Regions from separate parts of the Homo sapiens genome. Here region 1 is linked to region 2. Evidence: chromatin loops called from intact Hi-C (ENCODE). Cell type or tissue: OCI-LY7. All regions are shown on one strand. Each heading gives the region's core, and the rest is flanking DNA. Links, peaks and the distances in the headings are about the cores only.

Evidence for each region. A loop is a pair of places that touch in the nucleus more often than their neighbours do. Peaks named below come from ENCODE experiments on the same cell type or tissue, not always from the same donor. Only the 100,000 strongest peaks of a DNase experiment are listed, where the experiment ranks them.
Region 1: it touches region 2 in a loop (6-fold over the local background); 8 of 110 quality-filtered maps call a loop at or near these places.

Annotation. Positions count from the first base shown.
Region 1 is chr1:175,205,502-175,213,837 of GRCh38, reverse strand. No RefSeq gene overlaps it. Among named protein-coding and RNA genes, the nearest start is that of KIAA0040, 17 kb to the right of the region's middle. In OCI-LY7, for the core only: a CTCF peak has its summit at 4,476; DNase peaks (open chromatin) are centred at 3,987, 4,537 and 4,917; H3K4me3 peaks cover 1,960 bases; H3K27ac peaks cover 3,633 bases.
Region 2 is chr1:175,316,269-175,324,604 of GRCh38, reverse strand. TNR (tenascin R) reads left to right here. Exons shown (of 23, transcript NM_003285.3): 22 at 86-249; 23 at 1,129-8,336. The coding sequence ends at 1,248. It overlaps LOC105371623 (a long non-coding RNA gene), which reads right to left. Exons shown (of 4, transcript XR_001738302.2): 2 at 3,484-3,623. Among named protein-coding and RNA genes, the nearest start is that of KIAA0040, 130 kb to the right of the region's middle. In OCI-LY7, for the core only: CTCF peaks have their summits at 4,578, 4,782 (motif pointing right), 6,986 and 7,189; DNase peaks (open chromatin) are centred at 4,794 and 7,184.

The sequences.
Region 1 (8,336 bases), core at 48-8,047, 110 kb after region 2:
AAAACTTGTAGAAACCGCATTACCTGACTTAAAATTATGGTACAGAACTATAGTAACCAAAACAGTATGGCACTGGCATAAAAATCAACACATAGACCAATGGAACAGAATAGAGAACCCAGAAACAAATCCACACACCCACAATGAACTAATTTTCAACAAAGGAGCCAAGAATATACGCTGGGGAAAAGACAGTCTCTTCAATAAATGGTGCTGGGAAAACTGGATATCCATATGCAGAAGTTGAAACTAGACCCCTATCTCTCACCATATACAAAAATCAAATCAAAATGGATTAAAGACTTAAGTTGATGACCTCAAACTATGAAACTACTACGAGAAAACATTGAGGAAAATCTCCAGGATGTTGATCTGGGCAAAAATCTCTTGAGCAATACTCCATAAACATAGGCAACTAAAGCAAAAATAAACAAATGGGATTGCACCAAGTTAAAAAGCTTCTGCTCAGAAAAGGATACAATCAACAAAGTAAAGAGACAACCCACAGAATTGGAGAAAATATTTGTAAACTACACATCTGACAAGGGACTAATAACCAGAATACATAAGGAGCTCAAACGACCCTGTAGGAAAAAAAATCTAATAATTAGATTTACAAATGGGGAAAAGATTTGAATAGACATATATCAAAAGAAGACATACAGATGGCAGACAGGCATATAAAAAGGTGCTCAACATCATTGATCATCAGAGAACTGGAAATTAAAAACTACAATGAGATATCATCTCACCCCAGTTAAAATGACTTATATCCAAAAGACAGGCAACAACAAATGCCAGTGAGGATGTGGAGAAAAGGGAACTCTTGTACGTGGTTGGTGGGAATGTAAGTTAGTACAACCACTATGGATAAAGGTTTGGAGGTTCCTCAATAAACTAAAAATTGAGCTACCATTTGATCCAGCAATCTCACTACTGGGTATATACTCAAAAGAAAGGAAATCAGTATATACAAGAGATATCTCCACTCATGTTTGTTGTAGCATTGTTCACAATACCTAAGATTCAGAAGCAACCTAAATGACCATCAACATAATTTGTATGTATTTTCAAATTTTAATATAGAATTGTAAATGCTTTAGAAGAAAACTTTTCAATAATATACCTAAAATATAATGTAAACTCTGTCCTGTAACCTGTACATTGATCTTGGTACCTAACAGTTGCTTCTGTGTCTTTCTTCCTCTTCAAATCTGCAAATGACTTAGGGGTTATTATTCATCTGTGTATTATCCATCTTTGCATTGCCAGTACTTTAAATATTGCCTGGCACGTATTAGGTAGTTAATAAATATTTGTGGAATGGCTGAATATCCAGCTTAAATGATTCTTCCAGTCTGTTGATTTCCTTGGTCTCCCCTTTTCTCATCCTTCCTCCTATATAACTTCTTACTCTCCTGAAGTCCCTTAGACTTTGTTCACAGAACTAATATGGAATTAATATAACATCTTGCAGTCAGCTCTGTGCATACTTGCCTAAGAGTTCCTCAAAGGTGAGTAGTGTGCATTTTTCAGGCACTTTCTAGACACATCAAAGGGCTCAAAATTGATTGACAAATGAATTAACAAATGAATGAATGACCATGCAATACCTTATATATTATACAGTATTGATAATTTTTTTGCTTTATTCCAGGAACTTTTATATATGCACACACATACAAAGAGAGACACAGTAAGACAAATAAAAACCACATAACCCACAAGGAAGAGCCGTGTCTAAGCAAGAGCACAAACAAAAAAGAATGAATATACAGTTGGAATCATTGCACAGCTTTTGAGTTTGGGGTTAGTTCCTGCAGATTATTCTTTGGGACTGATGGAAGGAGGGAGGGTGTGAAATCTTCACATCATTTCTAGCTGCTTAGAGAGAAATCCCAGTATGAGTCCTATTTTTCACATACCAGGAAAAAAAGAGACACAAACATATGTTAAAATCACCAAATGACACATTTTAGTTTTATTCACAGTCTCAGTCTTGACAAATTTACAATCTACTTTCAGCTGTAATCATTCCAAACATTTGCCTTTAATAAAATTTGGCTAGTTTAATGTAATAAGAAAATAATACATGGGAAAGAGTGTGAGCTTTGCTTCAGATGGGCCTGAATTCAAGCCCCGGGTGATCCTTTCTAGTTAGTTATAGGAATCTGCCATCTCTGAATCTGTTTTCTTAGCTGTAAAATGTAATATTAGAGCATCAACCTGTGGGATGGGTGTGAGAATTAAATAAGATAATGTATGTAAATTGTGAAGCATAATGCCTGGCACATAGTAGGCCAATAAATTATAACTGTCCCTTTCCCTGTCAAAGGCACCAATCTCTGGATTATGAATTCCAAAACACCTTCACATGAAATATTTTTCTCATTTAAACCATATTAGAAACCAAAGTTATAACACCAGGAAAATACTTAAGAAAAGTATAATATGCTTTAAAAATGTTATCTTAGATACCCCATAGGGCTCTCAGTAAATACTTGTTGACTGACAAATGTGTAGTCGGAGCATAAAATCACATAGATAGAAAGAGATAACAACATAAAGAAATTTGGAATCTGCACAGGATAATGATTATACTTCAACAAGTATTTGATTTTTTTAAAGCAAAAGTAAAGGAAATGGAAAATCATTTTTTTAAAAATCAGGTTTTCTTTTATAGCCACAAGTTTATATAAACACCTATAGGCACAGTACCGAAAATACTGGCACCTTATTGGAAAAAAACTGCTGCATTGGAAGCAAAAGTGTTCCAAATATAGAGGGACATGTGTATTCATGACATGTGACCACCTCTTTCCAAACGATCCTGGAAGCACCATCCTATGCACCCATGACTAAAGAGTCTGCTAGAACATTTCCTAGAACATCATTGCCCTGAAGACAGGGTTTACCTAACAAATAGTTGTTAAGATTCCAGGTACCATGCTAGGCTCTGGAACACCATGATGGACAGATCATGATCCCTGTCCTCAGAGAGATAGTCCTACAAACAAATAATTGACAACAGAGTGTGATTAGCTGTTCTGAAGGCATGTATGACGACACATGGCGGCACAAAGAAAAGAGTGGCCTGTTTTACCTGAAGGATTAAGAAATATTTCTCAAACATAGTAACAATTGAGCTGGACCTTCTTAAAAGATAAGAAGCTTGCCATGCCAATAGAAGGAAAGGGCAGTTCATGCAGGGAGAATCTCTTGGAAAAGGCTGAAATTATGGGGTAAAATCGGGGAACTGTGGATAGCTCCATAAAAATTGGGACATTTATAAGGCATACATTATGTATGTGTATATAGTGTCTAACATGTATAGTATAAACATATCTCAATATACTTGTGCACTCAACAGCAAATAATTATTCCCATTTTGTTGATGCATGCAACATACCCTTTCCCTCCCTATTCTGTGATTCACCTAATCACTCATCAGATTCACCTTATAATGTCAATTTTAACACCTGAAATGTAACCATTTATAGATCATTAAATGGTCCTCAGTCATCGATACCTTGCTTTTCATAGGTTCTTAAATTCTTATGGGACAGATCACCCACAATTATGATGACCATGGGAAGGGATGGGAAGGAAGGGAGCTGAAAGATAAAGGGATACAACTTCCCAGTTTGTGCATCTCCATGGCCCAAGAAAGCAACCCAACATCCTAAAAGAATACAGATTTTGGAATTGTTAGTAATATGATAGAGCTATGAGTAGTACATAAATCAGCTATGTACAAAGTGAAACCTAAGACATAGGTTGTTTATTCCACAAAACAAAAATGGAAAAATTTCCTCTAAGATTAAAAATAAAGACAGTATATGACAATTTGTGGGGAGAGCCAAAACACCCTAGGGTTTTGTGCTACTATGGATTATCTGGCTTATGCTGCAGGAACAGCCAATGTGTTACACATGGGCCTCCACTGTGGAAGACATCACTAGATGATCTCAGTTGTTTCCCCACTGAACCTGAGAGAAGGGGATAAGCAAGATCAAAGAAGAGTGAAACTATTCATTGTGCTCTTAAAAATAGTGCTTTTTAGGTGTCAACCTAGGCCCTGTGGTTGTGTTTAAATTACCACTTCAAAATATCATCTACTCAATTTTATGTCCCACACCTACCACAAAGTGGCTGTGTGACCTTTCCCAAGGTCACATAATTTATCTGGGCTTCTAATCCCTCTTCTGCAAAAGGAAGAAATGAACCAGATAACCTTGAAAGTCAGCTCCCTTTTTGACAGTTTGCCATTCTTTCCTCTTTTCCTTTATATCTAGTTATCTCAAGCCTCCGTCTGTATTAAGAATCAATTGTCTTGGGCAACAGAAACCCAACTCTATGTGAGTGGATTTTTGGCCCAAACTGTATAGTTCAGCTGAAGTGCCCCATGAGCCTAGATGGTCCGTGCCTTTGCCCCCGACCTTGGGCAAACGTGTGCTGGATGTACAGCTGCCAAAATACTGACTGCTGCCCCAAAGTGGTAACTTGAAAATCAATACCTCACTTGTACTCTGTGGTTTCATTTCCTGCCCGGAAATGCAGCTCAGTGTTGCAGATGGGGCCTTAGATGATAAAAACTTCTAAGATAGGTTCTGCATTCAGCATGGTTTCCTTTGCTGGGAGATATTGGTAAACGTTCACAGAGCCTCTTTTTTTCATGGGGTCAGGCAGAAAGTACAATTTCAGTGACTCTCACCTTGGATTCCCTACTTCTGGATGAATGAAATGAATGTGAAACACACCCTGGAATGTGAAGAGCACCCTGGTGTTGTGGTGTTGGCTGGGGATCCCTCAACAGTGGTTTCAGGATCTGGATGGGGAAAAGAGCCCTTTAAGTGTTCCAGCCAGCAGGCAACAGGTGCAAGGAGCACAGCTGCACTGAGTGCCCCTCCAGGAGGACCACAGGGTTGCCCTGGGCAGAGAACTTCCCAGCTCAGCAGCACCGGGGCATGGCCTTCCAGGGCAGTGAACTCTGCAAGTTTGTAAGAACATATACAGCAGTGTTTAAAAGCATGAATTATAAAGCCAGAGACCTGAATGCAAGTCCTGCCACTTACAACCTCTAAGATTTGAGCTTTCCAAGCCTCAGTTTCCTCATCCACTAATAGTAGAATCTAATCACAAGAATCATTGTGAGGATTAAATAAGACAATGAACATAAACCAGCAAGGTATAGTCTCCAGCACACAGTGCTATGCTGAGCCTTACTGGACCCTGAGACAAAAGGAAAAATCCATAATAATGATCAAATCTTTCTTTAAGATTTTGATATTTAGTTCAGCATGAAATTTTTGCATTAATTTTTATTTTTTAAAATATTGCATTAAAATGTTACTTACCTTGATTACTGAGGGGGTTTTTTACACTCCTTAAATTTTGCACACTTGCCTAAGCAAGTAAGGTAGTAAATGTCAGTTGTTACCATTCTACGATCACCACACAATAATTACATGACACAGTTTAGCATTTAATTATCTAATGTCTTGTGTTAGCTATTGTTCCAAATTCTTAGGTCTTGTTTTCCCAACTAATTTGTACACTGATTAATGGCAGAAATTATGACACATGTCTTTTATCCCTAAAACTGCTGAGCACGTAAGAGGCTCAAGTGAGTACTTATCCAGTGATTGCTTATAGCACATGGTGGACAATTTAAGACTCTACTGTTCTCTAATTGCTTCATGTGTTTGAAGGTTTTGGATTATGATCCTTGAGGGCGGGAATGACATCTGATCTGGCATTTTTCCTGTGCCATGTTTGACACAAAGCTGGGGGCACAGAATCAAAGAACTGGCAGGGACCTTTTTGTTCATCTAATCCCACCAACTCATTTTACAGATAAATCATCTAATGCTTAAAGAGGTTGCATCATGTGGCCAAACCAATCAGTGAATGAGCTGGAATGAGAAATTAGCTCTCCCAGGATCTTTCTCTTTCAGTATTTTGTTAATTTTCTTGATTTCTCTATACTCTTGAGTACCAAGCACAGGGTTCTGCATGTAGAAAAAGTTTTTTTAATGACGTAGATTATTGATTTCTGGAACTTAAGTAATCTTTGCATAAAAGGGGTATAGGGAGTCATTGCTTGGAAAAGTGTATGTATATTTACCAACTATCCATATATCCTGGTTCAGTGACAAGGTGGTTAAGAGAATACTGGGTTTGGAGTTGTTAGAGGGCTCTATGTTCAAGTCCTGGCTTCCCTATTTCCTATTTATCTGACCTTGGATGAAATTAAGTTTTTAATTTAATTTTCCTCATCCAAAGCATGAACATAATAATGGTACCTACCACACAGAGTTATGAAAAAGTGTGCAAAATAAAAACGTGTAAATAATATAGTAGACCACCTAACACATAGTAAAATCTCAACAAACATTAGCAAGTATCACTATTCTAAAAGTAAGCCCTAAGAGTTAGGTGGACTACAAGGCAGATGGATAGATTTATACGTATGGTTCTACAATATGTCCACATTTTGGCATTATTATGTACGGTTCTATAATATGCTCACACCTTTTGATAATGGTTGGGAGTGGAGAGTTAAATTATCAGTCAAGCAAGCACTTTCGAATTATGCTATATCTATTTCTTGAAGTCTCATAAATAACTCTTATTAGAGTTATTCTGTGGGATCTCAGTTCCTCATAACTGGGGACCTCCAGCCACCTAGCTCCTGAAATTTTTCAGATTTCCAAAAGCACCAAGAGTCCAGGTCAGTAGAATATAAAGAGGGACCTGCCATAGACTCAAGAATATCTAACAATAATTTCATTTTTAAATCCCTCTCAAGAGAATATAAACTATGTTAGCAAGAATGCCTACTGAATAAGCAGAAGCCCAGACAAATATAATAAGACATTTCATGACCTGGAATATTGCCAGTGCAAAGCCAGGGCTATGAACAATGGATTGGGTAACTCAGAGAAACCAATTGCACAAATGAGATCACCCAACACCTCACCTGCTTTAATTCTTTTTTGGCCTCAGCACAAAGCAAGAGTCCTAGCCTAAACTTATATGACTCCACAGGAAGATGTAAGGAGGAAGTCTGTGTGAAAAGTATCCTGTTGTTTAAGACTTGGAACTTGAGGAGAAGAAATAGACCTGGATATACCAAATTTCCAAAGACCACAATATTTTGCACCTTTGCAGCATCTTGATTCCAAAGTCTTCAAATCACTTCAATCTTGTCTGGTGTTAACATGTCAATGAAGCAGCTAAGAGCCCATTGGGGTCACAAAACTTTAAAAAGCACTTAATATTCAAAGCTCTTTGGTAAAGAAAACAAGAGAATATTATAAATAAAACCCGTTTTTCATCCTGAGTCAAACCCTCCAGTGGCAATCTGAATGTTCTCTTAAAATGCAAACTGTCCCAAAAGCAATGTGGTATCCTAAATTGGATCCTAAAACATTGAAAAAGGATATAAATGGATAAATTGATTAAATCTAAAAAACAACCACGTTTAGATCATAGTTTAGTTAAGTGTTATACCATGCTAATTTCTTAGTTTTGACAAAAGCACCATTGGCTACATTGGATGGTAATATTAGGGGAAGCTGAATGAAAGGTAGACAGGATCTCTGCACCCATCTTTGCAACTTTTCTATAAATCTACAATTATTCCAAAGTTTAATTGTTTATTTTTAAAATCACACAAAAATAGTAAGTTGAGGTTTCTTTGCTGAAGAACTTTTATTTGATGAGTGGGAGGGATGGGAATTATAATTCTTTCTCCATAGAGAAAAGTGTATTAAAAGGACAACTAGTTCCAGCTTTTTACCAGATGTTAAAAAAAAGATGGTGGCCAACTTCTTTTCCCATCCAGATACTATGTTGAGAATGTAAACAGAATTGAGAATTGGGCTCCCCAGTCTGTAAAATGGGGATAGTAATACCTCTCACCAGCGCTACTGTAGAGAATCAAGGAGAGAGTGAACACAGAGCACTCCACACATCTGGAGCTAGGTAAGAGGCCTTTCCCTTTGCTCCTTCTCAGGCCAACCCCACAGGTCCTCCTGCCAGCCTCTCAAAGGAGTTCTATAACTCAAAAATAAAATTATATACCCCCCAGTCATCTGAACAGACCCCTCCTCTCAGCCAAGGGTATTCCAAAGTTAATCTGAAAAACTAGTTCAGGCCTTAATGGGAAGGAGGAGCTGGACATACCTCATTATACCCTCCTCCCTTTTGAAATTACTGATAGAACGAACTCTTTAATTCCAATAAGAAACATTTATAATTTATTCTCTCTGAAGCCTGCTACCTGGAGGCTTCATCTGCATGATAAAACTTCGGTCTCCACAACCCCGTAT
Region 2 (8,336 bases), core at 318-8,317:
TTTGCTGGAAGTGGGTCAAGTGTCCAGAAAATCCTGATAAAGCAGTGACAAATGGGACAGCCTAATGAATGTATCTTTTTTGCAGGGGACTCCCTCAGCTATCATCAAGGACGCCCTTTCTCCACAGAGGATAGAGACAATGATGTTGCAGTGACTAACTGTGCCATGTCGTACAAGGGAGCATGGTGGTATAAGAACTGCCACCGGACCAACCTCAATGGGAAGTACGGGGAGTCCAGGCACAGTCAGGTAAGCGATGCTCCACCTCTGCTATGAATGAGCCAGAGCTGTGGAATCCGTGCTCCCTTAGCTTTATATTTTAAAAGCACATGTGAGTCCTTCATTTCCCTTTAAAAAGAAATATTTTGAGTCTTGAGAAAAATAATGCAGACAATGGGATAAGATCAGGACAGAGTAGAAGCCAGAGGAAGGAAAGGAAAGGACCCAGGAGCCAGAACTTACCCAGAGAAGCCCTTGGATCCAGAAGATCCCATGAAGAGAGCTTATCAGTCCTGGGGACAGCTTCACAGACTCAACTTTACCCTAAAAATGGTCCCAGGAAGGTAGACATCGAAAATACCAGTGTGAACTGGACAATCTTTCCCTATCAGAGACCACAAGTTTATAGGCTAAGCTGGGTGACAGGGAGACCACCATGACCAACTAGACTTTCTAAGTGTTAACACTGAAACAGCCCACATCAGGGAAGCCCTTCAGTTCTAGGCAAACCAAAAGGGTTTGTCACCCTAGGTAGAAACCGCCTAAGTCTCCCATTAGGAGTGAGCAGTCAAACACAGTTATTCTCTTCCAAATGCTTCCACCCTGTTGGGATTTCACAACCATCTACTGGTGCATGCCACTCCTGGAAGCCAAAAACAAAGCTGGCAATAAGGAATGACCTGCAACATGTTCCCTGGAAAGACCCAGGCCACCGGCACATTTAAGGAGAAAGCTAGAAAGAGACTCTGCCCCTTTCACTTTATTGGGAACTCGGCCTTGAAGCTTCATGTTAGCTGAAAATAGCTAACCCCACATTGTGGATTCCCTGTTCCCATAATTACCCCTTTTTTGAAGTGGGGCGTTCCATGGTGGGGGATGACCTGACATGCTTATCTTTCTCACGCCCAGGGCATCAACTGGTACCATTGGAAAGGCCATGAGTTCTCCATCCCCTTTGTGGAAATGAAGATGCGCCCCTACAACCACCGTCTCATGGCAGGGAGAAAACGGCAGTCCTTACAGTTCTGAGCAGTGGGCGGCTGCAAGCCAACCAATATTTTCTGTCATTTGTTTGTATTTTATAATATGAAACAAGGGGGGAGGGTAATAGCAATGTGTTTTGCAACATATTAAGAGTATGTGAAGGAAGCAGGGATGTCGCAGGAATCCGCTGGCTAACATCTGCTCTTGGTTTCTGCTGCCCTGGAGCCTGACCCTCAGTCTCCATTCTCCCTCCTACCCAGGCCTCCTCAACCTTCACCTCCTTTCCCACCAAGGAGGAGAAGTAGGAAGTTTTCTTAAAGGGCCAATTCAAAGCCAAGTCGTGGGGTGCAGATTGTTATGGTGACAGGCACACACATTTTTCTACCCTTCTTCTGAGATGTCCTCTGCCTTCCAGGTATTTGTGATTTTGTCACAGCCTGACATGGCCAGGTTCTCACACTGGCCCAGAGAAAAGAGCCTCAGCAAGAGAGTTTTGCCAACAATTCCCCTTAAAAGGAAACAGATCAACTACACCGCATCCCAACAACCCAGGTTCTTTTCCTTCCTTCCTTCCTTCCTCCCTTCCTTCTTTCCTGCCTTCCCTCCTTCCCTCCTTTCTTTCTTGACAGTATCTCACTCTTGCTCAGTCTGGAGTGCAGTGGTGCAATCTCAGCTCACTACAGCCTCGACTTCCTGAGCTTAAGTGATCCTCTCGTCTCAGCCTCTTGAGTAGCTGGGACTACAGGCATGAGCCACCATACCTGGCTGATTTTTCTTTTATTTTTTGTAGAGATGGGGGTCTCACTGTGTTGTCCAGGCTGGTCACAAACTCCTGGCCTTGAACAATCCTCCCACCTCAGCCTCCCAAAATGCTGGGATTACAGGCTACAGCCACTGCATCCAGCCCCAAGTCCTTTATAATGGGCCAAAGATTCTCATCTTCTGACACTCTTATTATACCAGCCACATGTCCTGTTACCTTTCAAGAACAGTGGCTCTTTTCTGGCCCTGATGGAGTCTTTTGCCTAATCCCATCCTGTCTTAGACCCCAGAGCCTCAAAAGCCCAACCAGCATTTTGGAATCTAGTTCCCAAGGCATTGCCTGCTCCTGGCCCTGGGTGGCACAGTGGCTATGTGCCTGTGAGTCATCAGCCACTGCCCCCACCCTCAGGTCAGACAGACAGTCACTTTCTGCAAAGGTAGGAGGGGGAGATGGTTGTAGTTTTTAGCACTTTTGGGTCAAGCATTGAGGAAAGGACTGAAGAAGTCAAAATCAGGGCACTGCCATAGAGATTATAGTTTCCATGGGAAACACAGATCTTCCCTAGCCCTGTTTTCTCCATTTCTGGTCCTATTTGTCACAGATTCTTTTTTTCTGAATTGCAAACCGAAGGCCTCATATCTATCTTCACCCAAGCCCTCCTTAGTGTAGGTGGCTTAATAAGAGTCAGGAGAAGAAGGTATATGCCCAGAGAGCTATACCCCTGACTGATAATCCTGGAAAGAGGTTGATTTTTTTTTTCTTTTTTGGTCCTATGGGAAACAGGAATGACCTTCTTAATGAGGTGAGATCATGAGAAGCCTTTCCATCTTCTTTTATTATTCTGCCTTGCAAAGGAAAAATGACAATAGCCAAAGGAAATTACATCCAGAAATCCAAAGGTGAATAGGTGATAACTGTGGGCCTACTTCCCATTTTATGAGATGCACTGTCTTCACTAGCACAATTTGATCTTAAGCCCAAGAGAGCTAGATGCTCTAGAAGCCGTGACCTTTCAATTTCTCCTCCAAATCCAATATCAGCAACCATCCCCGCAACATCTGCCCAGATCCATGCCCAGTTCCCTGAGCTGTCTTCTCCCTTTCCTCTCCCATTCCTCAAGGCCCAGCACCATTTTCTGTAGTGCCTATGTTTGTCTGACCAGAGCAGTGTGTACCTTTGCCAACCAGTTACTGGATGAGCCTTAGTGTCGGCAATTTTCTAATGGAAATATCCTCACTCTTACCAAGCTTTGAGAACCAAGATGAAAAGTCCCTTGGGCTGACCATCAGGCCTCGGACCTCATGGGGATGCAGCCAGCCACCATTGAATGGAGGCGCTTCCCTTGCCGCAGGCTTCTAGGCTTTGTTCACTGCGGCAGTGTGGATGTGACAGGCATAACCCTGAAAAACCTAGGCACCACTTGCATTTCTCAGTTAACCATGGGCTTCAACAAACTGGGAGGAGGAAAAAACAGAAACAGATCCTTTCAACAAGCATGTAAATTACAGAAGACTTACCTAGAGACGGGGCAACAATGAATAGTAGGAAGCACATTGCATGGGAAACTTGAGGGCCGAGGTACAGGCCAACAGCTGTCATCTTAGCTACGACATGACATCGGCTGGGTTGTTTCACCTCTCTGGGCCAGTTTCTTCATCTGTCAGATGAGAGATTAGACTAGAATGAGTTCTAATTTCCCTTTCAGTTTTGACGGTCAATGATGCTAATCTGTGATCTGAAAACCTAAGTAGAAATTGGCATGGTGGGACAGCACAATTAGGTAATGAAAATTCACTAGACTCCCTGTTTAATGAGGAAAGAAGGAAAGAAGGAAGGAAGGAAGGAAGGAAAGAAGGAAGGGGAGGGAGGGAGGGAAAGAAAAGAGAGAGATTGATTCAGGAGTCATAAGTAAAACACACACACACACACACACACACACACGAAAATACTGCAGAAAAGATCATGCCGAGTGAGAGGCTGAACTCTTTTTGTCCATAAAAACAGAGACCAGGTACCTGGGTGGTGCCAGCACGCCCACTTCATCAAGGAAGTTGAAATGGAAAAAGATTATGTGTTGTCAATTCAGGTGAAAGTCAAGAAACATCAGTGGAAACAAAAATCTTCCTTTTATTGAAACCATTCTACACTATGGAACATTTTTATAAATAGTACCAGCGGCATTGCATAGCTTTATTTTGAAGCAAGAAAGAGACTTCAAAGATCAGCTTATTCAACCCTCTATAAAAGGATTTATAGATTCCTTTTATTTAATAGGGTGATTTTCTCATGAGTTTTCACCATGTTTAAAAGACACTGTGCCCCACTCTCATCCCAAGGTCTATGGTCAACTTGACTCAATGCTCATAACTTTCCTCGCTGATTCCTGCTTATCCTGCTCCTCCAAGCACAACTGCATTTCCCAAAGGTAGATCCAGTAAGCAATACTCTCAAAGCACCCACCCTATGCACACCAGTTTCCCTCAAGGGACTCAAAAGGAATCGAGGTAGACCCTTCTCAGAGGCTGTTTAACTACAGACACATCAGGATATGTACTAATACCCAAAACCAAAACCACCACCAATGACTGCAATAGATTCACTGTCTAGACCCAAGGTCCAGGCAGTTTCCCTTTTTTGCATTTCCCCAACATATAAAGATAATTTCCAACATATCAGATGCACATTCACCAGGGTTATTTCTGGAAGGTGAAGGGGTCAGGTGTAGAAGAGGTGGCAAGAATGACAAGTCTGTGGAAAACTGTTGGCCTTGAGACCACAGTGAACTGGTGGAAGGGGACTTGCTAAGTGTGGCCACAAGGTGGCAGTCACCTCCTGAAACCCCGTGTGAAACGTCAGCGGGGTTGAGAAAGGCCACGTCTCCAAGTTTCCAGGAGAGCCAAACCAGGACTCAGGAAAACCGGCCAGCTGATTTGTATGGGAGATTGATTTGTAAAAGAACAACAACAACATATGGCAGCAAGGAAATGCAAAGCAAACATCTACAAATATTTGAATCCACCTGTCCCTCACCTACCAACTTCCCCCTCTACTACTCATAAAGTGGTAGGACTCCTAATGCCCCGCTTCCTTCCACCTGAGAACCAACCAGCACCCTGATATTTCAAAGCCAGACCTAAAGAACCATGGTTGCCAATAACCTCAATGCCAAACCAAACAATCCTAATCACATTTTTACTTTTCAAATCCAGTCTCAGAGCAGAGCTGTAGATTAAGGGACAAAAAGTCATTGTGGAATCTTTTCAAATAGCTCTTGTAAAAGCATCAGTTGGGAAAGAGTTTATGAGTTCCTCTTTGTCCTCTCCTCTGGAGAAAAGACAGAACATGCAAGAACACTAGATACACCAAGCTATGGGTGTTGAAATAGACTAGCTGGTGACCTGGATTTGCAAATACCCTAGGGACATGAAAACATTTTTTCTTTTTCTTTTTCTTTTTTGTAACCTCCACCCAGAATTTCAGGAAAGGTGGGGCCACATGCCCAGGATATATGGTATTCTACTGCTTGCTTTCTTATCACCAGAATACTAGTCAATCTGATTTCTTAGTTCCATGTCTTTTCTTCCAAGGAGGTAGGGCATGGGGTTGGGGGACACTTTCCGCCTTCCTTGCATCTCACTGTCCACTCTTAAATTTTTATTAAGAAACCTCTGAAAGATTCAAAATTCAGTTCAGTTTCAATAATCCCAAAGAAGTTGGGATAATTTGTTTTCACTTGCTTCAAACTTGCCACGGCTGCAGGAGGAGTCTCAGGACCTCAGAGGAATGGGGCAGATGTGTGAAGTCTGGGAGTCTGCCTCCCACCCAGATGCCAGGAGCTGCATACTCAGCTCTGCCTCACTTCCCTGATGGTCTGCTTTCATCCAGGTTACCATGACAGAGAGGGTCTATCCTCTAAAGAAAGCTGAGTTACAGGCTGGCCCCTGGGGTTGTTCCTGTAGCCTCTCTTTGACCACATTCCTGAAGATGTTTAGCTGAATGCCTCCTCAAACCTTTGCTTCTTCCATAACCCAATCCTACACATATGTGATAAAGCTTTCTTCAACAATACTGGGTCATTTGGACACTACCAGTCCAGATGAGAACTCACAGACCAAATGAAAACTTTCAAAAGCAAGCAGGGAAAGTAACTCCTATATGCTTTAAGATGATGTATTGGTGTAGATTCAGGTCCAATTTGAAAAAATGTCTCTGGTTCTTTCTAATTGTATCCACTCTGGATTTGTTTATGCCAGTTCTACATTCATCAAGCCTTGAGAAACAGGTGGAAAGAAGAAAAATATAAAATTAAGAAGAAGCTGATGGATCATTGGAGATTCAAAACAAGCCTTCTACCGGTGGCACCACACTGAAAGGCAGAGACAAGGCAGGAGCGGCCATGGGAGAGGAAGCAGCATTGGCTTCTCACGTTCTGGCCTCCAGCCTCCCACCAGAGCTTCTGCCATTCACCCACTTAACTTGAGGAGAAACTAAGGCACCAAGGCCTGTCACTGCACCGAAAACCAGAAGCAGAAGGACTTTCTTTCTTTGCTCAACCAGTTCTGCCTGGATCTGACTTTTGCGTCACCAGTAGTCACAAGCCTGATTTGTCATCTCCAGCATTCTGTTTATTTTTTTAAGGTCAATCTTTGCCTGAAACATGACTTCATTGCACCTGCAGCACTTCATTGTCCAAATGTCCTTGGCAAACCTCACAGTCTTTGGACAGTGTTGCATTTTCTCCAAAGGGGAAATCCTCTCTCCTTCCTCAAGCTTAATAAGGCTCTTGCAGTGCATCCAAATAACACAGCTCTTGTTCCTCAGACACACTCAGCCCCCTCTGATAACTTCATAAAACAGCTCCTTATTGTCTGGGCCATGAAGCCAGGCTAATGCTAAAGTTCCAGTTCAAAAACATTTAACTCTATTATCCTTATGAGGCCAGCTCTCCTGGGTACTGGCACTCACTCACTGGCACCATGGATTCAGGTCAGGTGGTGCAAACATCTTCCCTGAGAAGCAAGCCATACACCCAACAGGTCTAGAACACCTAGGTCACAAGAAAGGGTTTCAGTCCAGATGCACTGTCAGTAAGTGAACACAAGGACAAGAATGCATGAACTGTTATTTTCTTCCCATCACTGGTTTAGCAGCCCCTAGGGAGACCCTGTGTTGCTCTTTAATATTCTGACATGGAGCACTAATATGCTCAACACTGCCTCCAACAGGCAAATGTTGGAAATACACTTTCAGAGCTGGATGGGACTCAAGATCATCTAATATAATCCTCTCATTTTATTTCCTCTCAAGGAAACCAAGGGCAAGAAAGTTTAGGCAATTTGCTCACATTCACACAGGCAATTAGTAACAGAGCTGAGTTCGGGTCTGGTATAGGCTTTTTAATTTGATTCTCCACAAATGAACACTAAGATAAATAGCATTTATTGCATACCCACTATTTACCAGATACTGTGCAAAGGGCTTTACATATATTACTTTACTAAATCCTCACCATAAACTTTAAGTCAGGTTTAACCATTTTATAGAAGAGGGAAGGGAGGGCCAGGAAGGTTAAGTAACATGCTCAAAGTCACACAGCTACTAAATAGAGCCATAATCTGAACCTTTGTCTAATTTTGAAGCCCTTGATTTTTCCACTTCATGAGGCTGCTCTTTATATTTATTTAGCTGAGTGACCACCATCTTGGATTTTACTAATATTCTTACAAGGGGGCTTTGATGCCACTTCTTCTGACTTTTAAGAAAAGGAAATTCTTGCATTATTTTTGCCATGTACTCCAGGGGACCCTCAATCTCATCATCATGGGGAATAAGAAACATTCTGACATCTCTTTCCTTTTCTTTCTTTTTAAATTTGGTAGACGAGGGAGAGGGTCCCCAACAGAATGAGAGGGGGAAGATAAGAACCAGAACATAAACCCAATACCCCCCACCCCACTCTTTTGGGAACATCCCAACATTAGAAGAGTGGGATATCCAGTCATTTTTTTCAAGCTGGAGCAGGCAGTGTAGCCAGGATTGAGGAAGGAGAAGCCACAGAATAAACATGGCACATGTTCTCAGAGCATCAATTTTACTCCAGAATTTGGGAAGAAAGGATTATATTATTAGTGTATTCAAACCAGTATGGATAGCACAAATGCAGATATCCTATAAATTTTGAGGCTAACTCCAGCAGGTTGTAGACTGATTTAGGCTACCTCCTTCCAGACTCCCAGGGGTACAAACACCTTCACAGTCCCCTGCGGGAGTACATCAGTGGAAATATTTGGGGAATGAGGCTAGAAGGCAGGAGATACATTCAGTTTACTTATCCCCCTGGTTTCTTTTCCCCACTCCTTACCTGCCCCAC